Linked DNA regions of Homo sapiens: region 1 is linked to region 2. A link is an interaction called in ENCODE POLR2A ChIA-PET data of the cell type or tissue named here. Cell type or tissue: PC-9. All regions are shown on one strand. Each heading gives the region's core, and the rest is flanking DNA. Links, peaks and the distances in the headings are about the cores only.

Region 1 (5,383 bases), core at 333-5,332, 280 kb after region 2:
TCACAGTTGGGGGTGGTGATTTAGAAGACAATTTTAGTGACTTTCTGTTTTACTCAGGGATAATATTTTTTACATATAACATTAGTGATGCCAGTAGATAAAAGCATGCTGTTCATCATGCCAAAAGTTTGTGAGAGGAGTCATTATGTTTTGGGTAGACTGTGGCCATGAGTCTTTTTATCATTCCCAAGTTGTGATAGATAAACTTTTTTTTTTTTTTTTTTGAGATGGAGTCTCCCTCTGTTGCCAGGCTACAGTACAGTGATACAGTCTTGGCTCACTGCAACCTCTGCCTCCCGGGTTCAAGTGATTGTCCTGCCTCAGCCTCCCAAGTAGCTAGGACTACAGGTGTGCAACACCACACCTGGCTAATTTTTTGTATTTTTAGTAGAAACGAGGTTTCACTATGCTGGCCAGGCTGGTCTCGAACTCCTGACCTCAAGTGATCCGCCTGTCTCGGCCTCTCAAAGTGCTGGGATTACAGGCATGAGCCACCATGCCCAACCATGTGATGGGTGAACTTTGATGATAAGAGGCACCAAGTGGTTGATGATGCATCTTGCATAAGGTCTACCAGTTTTGAAAGATGTTTCCTGTGGTTTATTCCTGTTGCAAACATGGACTCCTTTTGGCTCTACTTTCATATGACCTTTGGCCTTTAATGAAGTCTCACCAGTGATGCCCACAGTTGATTCTGCACCAGCATCACCACATTTGAGGTTGACAAGATCTCAGTTCCAGAATTATGCTGCCATTGATCACAAGCTTTCCATTACCATTTTGGAGGGTGCCGTTGCTTTTGTCGTAGATGGGAGTCATACTGGAACCTGTGTGTTACATAGTCAAACTCAGTGAAGAATCACTAATCACTATATTATCCTCTTTACCAGAATAGAAAGCAGGCCTGGTGACCCAAGTGCCCTACTGTACTCAGATTATTAATTCAAGGTTTCTATTTTTATTGTTGCACTCACATGTTTATTCTGACCCTTCACTCTCACGTCATTAATGTAGCTGCAGCTGCACAAAGATAAGCTAGCTAGAGGAACACAGGAGAGCCAAGAGCTGGCTAACAGATTTGTGTCTTTTTCCTTAACATCCAAACTCTTGAAAACAGATTTAAGTAACTTAAAAATGGCTTGGAAGGGAGCAATACTCAGTATGTGTCACATGTATATGGACTTAGACCATGACTGTCTAGCCTCTGTGTTTATAAGTACATAAAATATTTTATTAACTGGTCATAAATGTGTTAAACTAAAAACAAGTGTATCAGATTTTTATTTGTTATATAAAATTACAACATAAAGGAGTAAATTTGAATAACATTTTGAGGAAAAATAAAAATATCTTACCCCCTACTATTGACCAAAAGTGAAGAAACAATACAAGCATAAGACACTATTATTGAGAAATAATTTTGAATGGCATTTTATAGAGCAAAACTTTGTTGTCATTGCCATAATTGATTGCTGTTTAAGATTTCTGGATCTTATAGAACTGAGGCCGTTTGAGACACATATTTGATCCTTATGTGTATATTTATGTATTTTTCTCTTATGTGGGGTTTATGGCTATAGTGTATGTTTTTAATTTCATAGCAGTATATTTTTGGTGTGACATACTGCTTTTGCATTATTTTGAGAAGTAAAACGTATTCCCTTTGTTAGAGAAAATACAAAGGAGGTTGTATTTTCCTGCTATTTGACTATCATCCTATTAACAAATTCATAAAACATGTTCTGGAAGGATGTCAGTGAGTCAGAATATAGAAAAATCCTTAAGCATGTAGTCAGATAGCTGTATGTCTCGATGAAGAGGTTGCTGTCACCTTATATTCAGTCATGAGACAGGCAGCATATTGATGTATAAAATTAACTTTATTAGACTTCTACACCTCCAAGCTTAATGGTGCAACCTTGTTTATAGCTTAGAGTGAAATGGGGAGTGCATTTGGGTTTTGAAATGTAATTATCTGCCAATTGTCAGTAAATTGTTACATTGGAAAAGTTAAATTTTTTGATGACAAAAATTGACAAATGAATTTGGTTATAATTTCTATTTCTGATGAAATGTGTTTTAGGAATAATATTCTGTTTTTACTGTTAGCAATATACTTTTGCTGTTAGAATCAGGAAATCATATAAACTAGGTTCTGTATATGGCATTTATAGTAAATTTAAGGCACTGATTTCAAGATCTGTTTTTAGTAAGATGACAATAAATTATTTAATACTGATTATGATATGGAAAAATCTGTTTAATTATGTTATTATTTGTCTGAATATTTCTCATAAGATGTATTTAGAAAAAGTTACAAGTTTCCCAAAGAAACTGCTATTTGAATGAACTAATAAACCACCAAGATCATACCCAGTTCTACTGTGACACGGTGTTTAGCTTTTTCTAGTAACTGAAATCTAGGTGTTTTTTTTGTTTTGTTTTGTTAATAGAATTCTCCCAGTCCTTGGCTACATCAGCCCACCCCTGTGACCTCAGCAGATGGTATTGGATTACTTAGTCACATTCCTGTCAGACCTTCCAGTGCAGAGCCTCATCGGCCTCTTAAAATTACAGCCCATTCCAGTCCACCATTGACAAAAACTTTAGTAGATCATCATAAGGAGTAAGTTCACCAGTGCTTAAAAATTATAAATACCTTGTTCATAATTTTTCTTAATTTGCCTTTTAAATAGTTAATTTTAAGTTAACACATATCTTAAGATTAGGCTTTGTTCTGTTTTGATATTTCTTCAAATTTATTATAGTATTAGAGTACATGCAAAGATGTCTTTTACTTTCATAATAGAATGATATTGCATAGAAGCTGTCTTTGTATTTTGCAGGAAAAAGTGGTTACAGAAATATTTGTGTATTTTCTTTACAGAGAATTAGAAAGAAAAGCTTTTATGGAACCATTACGGTCTGTTGCATCCACATCAGCCAAAAATGACCTGGATCTAAATAGGTCACAGACTGGAAAAGATTGTCACTTACATAGGCATTTTGTGGATCCAGTATTAAATCAGTTACAGAGGCCACCCCAGGAGACTGGAGAGAGGTTAAACAAATACAAAGAGGAACACCGTCGAATTCTTCAAGAAAGTATTGATGTTGCTCCCTTTACAACTAAAATCAAGGGACTTGAGGGTGAGAGAGAGAATTATTCCAGAGTGGCATCATCATCTTCCAGTCCTAAAAGCCATATCATCAAACAAGATATGGATGTAGAACGCTCAGTATCAGATCTTTATAAAATGAAGCACTCAGTGCCTCAGAGTTTACCCCAAAGTAACTATTTCACTACATTGTCTAATAGTGTGGTCAATGAACCACCAAGATCATACCCATCCAAAGAAGTTTCAAATATTTACGGTGATAAACAGAGTAATGCCCTTGCAGCGGCAGCAGCTAATCCTCAAACTCTGACTTCATTTATAACATCTCTTTCAAAGCCTCCACCTTTGATTAAACACCAACCAGAAAGTGAAGGTTTAGTAGGCAAGATACCAGAACATCTTCCACATCAGATTGCATCTCACTCAGTAACAACCTTCAGAAATGATTGTAGGAGTCCTACCCATTTGACAGTTTCTTCTACAAATACACTCCGCAGTATGCCTGCATTACATAGAGCACCAGTATTTCACCCACCAATCCATCACAGCCTGGAAAGAAAGGAAGGCAGCTATAGTAGTCTTTCCCCTCCAACTTTAACTCCGGTGATGCCAGTAAATGCTGGTGGTAAAGTTCAAGAATCACAGAAGCCTCCAACTCTAATACCCGAACCAAAAGACTCCCAGGCAAATTTTAAGAGTTCTTCAGAACAGAGTTTGACGGAGATGTGGAGACCTAATAATAACCTCAGCAAAGAGAAAACTGAATGGCATGTGGAGAAAAGCAGCGGAAAGTTACAGGCTGCTATGGCATCTGTCATTGTGCGTCCATCTTCTAGTACAAAAACTGATAGTATGCCAGCAATGCAGTTAGCTTCTAAAGATCGTGTTAGTGAAAGATCTTCAGCTGGGGCACATAAAACAGATTGCCTCAAACTAGCAGAAGCCGGAGAAACTGGAAGAATCATTTTGCCAAATGTGAATTCAGACAGTGTTCACACAAAATCTGAAAAAAACTTTCAGGCTGTCTCACAGGGCAGTGTTCCCAGTTCAGTCATGTCTGCTGTAAATACGATGTGTAATACCAAAACGGATGTAATCACATCTGCTGCCGATACTACCAGTGTTTCCAGCTGGGGTGGTTCAGAAGTAATTTCCTCTTTATCAAATACCATTTTGGCCTCTACATCATCAGAATGTGTATCTTCAAAAAGTGTCAGTCAGCCAGTGGCTCAAAAACAAGAATGCAAGGTCAGCACCACAGCACCAGTTACATTAGCCAGTAGTAAGACAGGAAGTGTTGTTCAACCCAGTTCTGGGTTCTCAGGCACAACTGATTTTATCCATTTAAAAAAGCACAAGGCAGCATTGGCTGCAGCTCAGTATAAAAGTAGTAATGCCAGTGAGACTGAACCTAATGCTATAAAAAATCAGACACTTTCAGCCTCCCTTCCTCTGGATAGCACTGTAATCTGTAGTACAATTAACAAAGCAAACTCTGTAGGAAATGGGCAAGCTTCCCAGACAAGTCAACCAAACTACCATACTAAACTGAAAAAGGCCTGGCTCACCAGACACTCAGAAGAAGATAAAAATACTAATAAAATGGAAAATTCAGGGAATTCTGTATCAGAAATTATTAAGCCATGTTCTGTCAACTTAATAGCCTCTACATCTAGTGATATACAAAATAGTGTAGATAGTAAGATCATAGTTGATAAATATGTAAAAGATGATAAAGTCAACAGGAGAAAAGCCAAAAGAACTTATGAATCTGGCTCTGAAAGTGGAGACTCAGATGAAAGTGAAAGCAAGTCAGAGCAAAGGACTAAAAGACAACCTAAGCCAACTTACAAAAAGAAGCAAAATGATTTGCAAAAGAGAAAAGGTGAAATAGAAGAAGATTTGAAACCCAATGGAGTTCTCAGCAGGAGTGCCAAAGAAAGAAGTAAACTGAAGTTGCAAAGCAACAGTAATAGTAAGTCAGTTACTTTGTTTTATCTCAGGTAAAATGGGCTGAATGTTTTAGCTATACTAGTGTGCTGCTTTAAAGATCAGTGAGCTTAAAGGCATCCTTTGTCTTCATTTGCGTGCCTTAGCTTTATGTATATGCTCATTGATCTCATTTCTACATTTCACAAGTAAGTACCCTTTAAGAGGAAATGAGAGAACACTTATTCCTCTATTTTTAAAAGACTTGTAGAAATATATATCTTACCTGACAGTCATTGTAGGTAATTTGCGTAATTTAACGTGGAATTTAGTAG
Region 2 (5,383 bases), core at 196-5,195:
CTTCCCAAGTAGCTGGGATTACAGGCATGTGCCACCTTGCCCGGCTAACTTTTGTATTTTTAGTAGAGATGGGGTTTCTCCGTGTTGGTCAGGCTGGTCTCGATCTCCTGACCTCAGGTGATCCGCCCGCCTCGGCCTTCCAAAGTGCTGGGATTATAGGCATGAGCCACCAGGCCCAACTTTCCAAACTTTGAAAAGTATTCTGAGTCAGGCTACATAGAAATCATATACCCTACTTCCTGCCAGCTACGGGAAGAAAAGACTCCATGGTTTCTCTCTCTCTTTGTTTTTATTTTTTTCCTTCTTTTTAAAAAATGTGATCAGAGATCTGGATTGGAAAGAAAACATTCTTAGAGTTATTTGAGAGCTTTGTTATTTTCCCAGTTCCTTTCTAACTTTATATGAGTTTATTCCCTCCATTTGTAAAGTGGCTACTCATCTGCTCTGTGAAAATGGCTAATCCCTAAATTAATTTATGTTCAAAAAGAGAACATTTATGCTTCTGTTTTAGGTGCTGTTGAATTTATTATCTAATAATATGTACTTTCAAAAATTAGGAATTAGCCGGGTGTGGTGGCTCACGCCTGTAATTAACAGATTTAAAATTTTATTATAAAAATATGAATTAGGCTGGGGGTGGTGGCTCACGCCTGTAATCCCAGCACTTTGGGAGGCCAAGTCAGGCGGTTCACCTGAGGTCAGGAGTTTGAGACTAGCCTAGACAACATGGTGAAACCCTGTCTCTATTAAAAATACAAAAATTAGCAGGGCGTGGTGGCTGACGCCTATAATCGCAGCTACTCATGAGGCGGAGGCAGGAGTCATGAGGCAGAGGCAGGAGAATCGCTTGAACCAAGGAGGTGGAGGTTTCAGTGAGCCTAGATCATGCCACTGCACTCCAGCCTGGGCAACAAGAGTGAAACTCCATCTCAAAAAAAAAAAAAAAAAAAAAAAAAAAAAGAAATAACAGTTTTGTTCCCATCTACTTAAAAATAGCCTGTGATTCTTACATATATGTTGATTTAGATTGTAGGAATATCTTTTTGCTATGAATACATTATTTTGTTAAGTCTCCATACTCAGTGATTTTGCTTGAATTACGAATGGTGTTGAAAAAAGATAATGGAAAGGTTAACATAGGAGAGAAACGGAAAGAAAGAAAGAAATTCAGGCAATTGAAAATCATCCTTCTATTTCTCCCCCTTAAGCTAACACTTTCACCTGATACTTACCTTGAAGATATATGTGACAGTTATCTAGACTCATATTTCAGTTAGTACCTCACAGCTAAGAGTGTAGACTTTAAGTTCATGTTGGGGTTATTCAGACAAAACTGTAGTGGGTTATTTGTCTGAATTATGTTCAGTTGCTTTGACCTGCATCCACACTTTGAACTTGCCACTTTGAGATTGGCATATTAAAAAGTGTAATTTGTTTTCTTTTCCCTTTTTCTTATATTTTTAGTGATTATTTTTATTAATGTGCTTTTTAAAAATAATCTTTTATTTTTATTTTATTTTATTTTATATTGTTTTGAGACAGAGCCTCACTCTGTCAGCCAGGCTGGAGTGCAGTGTTCGCAATCTTGGCTTACTGCCACCTCTGTCTCCTGGGTTCAGGTGGTTCTCATGCCTCAGAGTCCCGAGTAGCTGTGACTACAGGCCCACGCCACCACGCCACCACGCCCAGCTAATTTTTGTATTTTTATTAGAGACAGGGTTTTGTCATGTTGGCCAGGCTGGTCTTAAACCCCTGACCTCAAGTGATCCACCAACCTTGGCCTCCCAAAGTGCTGGGATTACAGGCGTGAGTCACTGTGCCTGGCCATTTCTTTATAATCTTTTAAATCTTTATTGTAGGCTAAAATTTTTCTTCCCATGATTAATTTCATCAAACTTTGTTCATATCAGAAGGAATCTTTTTATTTGGAGTTTCCGCTTGACTTTGAAAGAAAAAGTGCCAGCCTGGGCAACATGGTGAAACACTGTCTCTACAAAAAATACAAAAAATTATCCAGGCATGGTGGCATGGGCCTGTAGTCCCAGCTGCTTCCGGGGCTGAGGCGGGAGGATCCCTTGAGCCCAGGAGGTCGAGGGTGCAGAGAGCCGAGATCACGCTTTACTCCAGCCTGGGTGACAAAGTCTCGAAAGAGAGAGAGAGAAAGAAGAAAGAAAAAGTTATAATTTACTCTATATGTTGTTTAAAGGAAAAGTTTCTCTGTAAGGAAAAGGAATTTCTGCTAGGTTGCATTCCCCCCGCTCTGCCCCTCTTAGTTTAGAATGAATTCTGTTTTGTGCTGACAAATAGCTGTTTCTGAAGTTGGCAAGAAAATTTCCTCTTGGGACTCCACTAGAAGTGTTGTAGTAGCTATCTGATTCAACTGCTTAGAAAGCTCTCTGAAAGTTGCCTTGTTTGTCTGGAAAGAGTGAGGAGCCCAAACCTGCTTTTTCCCTGGAGGGGGGTTGTAGCTATAAGCTGTTATGGGAAGAACTAGGAGGGATTGTGTCATAACAGTATGAAATTGAGCAATACCAAGGCATAATTAAAATTTCATACTCCAAAGCAAATTTTCAGACACAATAAAGAAGGGCTCTTAAAGATAGGCTTGGGTAGTATTTTATACTCTTATCCACCTTCTTAGGAGATAGAAAGGAAAGAGGAGGAAGATTTTCCTTTTCTTCATTTTCTTTTTATTTAAAACAGTCCACAAGTAAGCTGACTGCCTTATGCGAGTCATTATGCAAGAAAGGAAGGGGGATCAAGAGTTACTGGTGCAGATTCCATCTTACTATAAAATAAAATTGTGGGTCTTTATGTAATATCTTATTGAATACTAATTGTTTTATATTAAAATATTACATGTAAATATTAAGATACCCCATGAAATTATTTTGAATCAGATCAAGTGGCAAGGAGAAAAGAGTCAGTAGTTAAGAATAACTGGGGGAGGGGGTGATGAAAAAGAAAAGTTATAATAGTAAAATGAGATGAGGAAGGTAATAGAAAAGTTGGAAGCAGAGAAGTTAAGTAAAATAACTATTTCTGTTTTCTCCATCTGCCATCTTCATTCTTTGCCAACTTTTAGGCCACCTTGAAGAGATTACCTTGATTATCTTGCCCACACACTAAATTGTGTGACCACAGGGCAAGATACAACAATTCGTCATCTCAGTTTTCTTATTTCTAAGGTTAGTAAACTAGTACTTAGCACATAGAGTTGTTGCATGGATTAAATGAGCTATCTATAGATTGCTCATTAGCGTGCTTCGTGCATGGTAGGTGCTCAGTAAATGTTAACTGTTATTTTTGTCATCACTATTGTTATTAATGCCTCCTTTATTTATTCATGCATTCAACAGATGTTTATTGAATGCTTATATTGGAAGTTGGTGATTAAACAAAACAAAGTTCCTGCCCTTCTTGAGTTCCTGCCCTCAAGAAGCTTTCATTCACTCTTGTGAACAAGACAGTTAATAAGCAAGCAAATAAATAATTAGGCTGGGTGCGGTGGCTCACGCCTGTAATCCCAGCACTTTGGGAAGCCGAGGTGGGTGGATCACGAGGTCAACAGATTGAGACCAGCCTGAACAACATGGTGAAACCCCGTCTCTATTAAAAATACAAAAATAAGCTGGGCATGGTGGCGCGTATCTGTAGTCCCAGCTACTTGTCAGGCTGAGGCAGAAGAATCATTTGAACCTAGGAGGCGGAGGTTGCGGGGAGCCAAGATTGCACCACTGCACTCCAGCCTGGCAATAGAGTGAGACTTTGTCTCAAAAAAAAAAAATAAAATAAATAAATAATTATAGATTGTGCTAAGTGCTGTGAAGGAAATAAATAGAGGGACAAGAAAGAAAGAATAACTGAGGAGTCACTTTCTGTGAGGGTGTCCATGAAGGGCTTCATGAAGAGGTGGCAGTTGAGCTGAGGCCTAAAAATTGAGAATGAGCTCAGTAGGTCAAGAGTCTGGGAAAGTGCATTCCCATAAAGGAAGCAGCATGTGCAAGGCTCAGGTTGGAGACAGCTTGTACATCTGAGGTGTAGAACAGTGGTCCCCAGCCTTTTTGGCACCAGGGGCCAGTTTCATGGAAGACAATGTTTCCAAGGACTGGGGTGGGTGAATAGTTTTGGGATGAAACTCTTCCACCCCAGATCATCAGGCATTAGATTCTCATAAGGAACATGCAACCTAGATCCTTCGTGTGCTCAGTTCACAGTGTCCTCCTGTGAGAATCTAATGCAGCTGCTGATTTGACAGGAGGCAGAGCTCAGGCTAGATAATGCGCCCTCACAGGCAGCTCACCTCCTGCTTTGCAGCCCAGTTCCTAACAAGCCATGGACTGGTACTGGTCCATGGTCCGGGGGATGGGGACCCCTGGTATAGAACCTGGAAAAGTGGGCCAGACCCAGTGGCTCACGCCTGTAATCCCAGCACTTTGGGAGACTGAGGTGGGTGAATCACTTGAGGTTAGAAGTTCAAGACCAGCCTGGCCAATATGGTGAAATATGTCTCTATTAAAAATATAAAAATTAGCCAGGTGTGGTAGTGCATGCCTGTAATCCCAGTGTTGAATCTCTTCACTCATTCCTTTTAGACCCCCATCCAACAGTTACTCCTCTTGCTTGCAGTACTTTTCCTTGAGATTTTTCTGAAAGCATAATGCGTCCTTTAGTTACAGTTTCAGCTCCACTCCTTTCAGCCAGTACTCGGTGAAAGAGTGGAAGAAGCTTTCTAAACACTTGACCTGCCATGACTCCTGCTGCTGTAGCTTATACTCATATTATTTATTTATTTATTTATTTATTTTTGAGACAGAGTTTCACTCATTTTGCCCAGGCTGCAGTGCGGTAGTGCGATCTCGGCTCACTGCAACCTCTGCCTCCTGGGTTCAAGTGATTCTCCTGCCTTAGCCTCCTGAGTAGCTGAGATTACAGGCGCCCGCCACCATGCCCAGCTAATTTTTGTACTTTTAGTAGAGACAGGGTATCGCCATTTTGGCCAGGCAGGTCTCAAACTCCTGACCTCAGGTGATCCGCCTGCCTCAGCCTCCCAAAGTGCTGGGATTACAGGCGTGAGCCACTGCGCCCGGCCTCATTTTTTACTTTTTAAATGACTAGCAACACAGTAGGTTTGTTTACCCCAGCACCACCACAAACATATGAGTAATGTGTTTTGCTAGGATGTAATGCCAGCTATGACATCATGAGGTGATAGGAATTTTTCAGCTCCAGCATAATCTTATGGGACCATCGTCCTATATGCCATCTGTCATTGACCAAAAAATGTCATGTGACACATGACTGTGATAAGGATATATCTCAATGAATTTTTAAAAACTGAACACACTCATATAAACAGCACCCAGAATAAGAAACAGCACAT

The links. ChIA-PET counts read pairs that join two places held together with the same protein. Peaks named below come from ENCODE experiments on the same cell type or tissue, not always from the same donor. Only the 100,000 strongest peaks of a DNase experiment are listed, where the experiment ranks them.
Region 1: POLR2A ChIA-PET joins it to region 2 with 6 read pairs; 2 of 35 experiments call an interaction of 5 or more read pairs at or near these places.

The regions. Positions count from the first base shown.
Region 1 is chr10:63,206,306-63,211,688 of GRCh38, reverse strand. It overlaps JMJD1C (jumonji domain containing 1C), which reads left to right. Exons shown (of 26, transcript NM_032776.3): 9 at 2,454-2,626; 10 at 2,888-5,094. Among named protein-coding and RNA genes, the nearest start is that of NRBF2, 76 kb to the right of the region's middle. RefSeq lists a silencer at 5,114-5,314. In PC-9, for the core only: no CTCF peak of the experiment used is centred there; no DNase peak of the experiment used is centred there.
Region 2 is chr10:63,488,827-63,494,209 of GRCh38, reverse strand. It overlaps a transcript of JMJD1C not described here. Among named protein-coding and RNA genes, the nearest start is that of JMJD1C, 26 kb to the right of the region's middle. In PC-9, for the core only: no CTCF peak of the experiment used is centred there; no DNase peak of the experiment used is centred there; H3K27ac peaks cover 1,018 bases.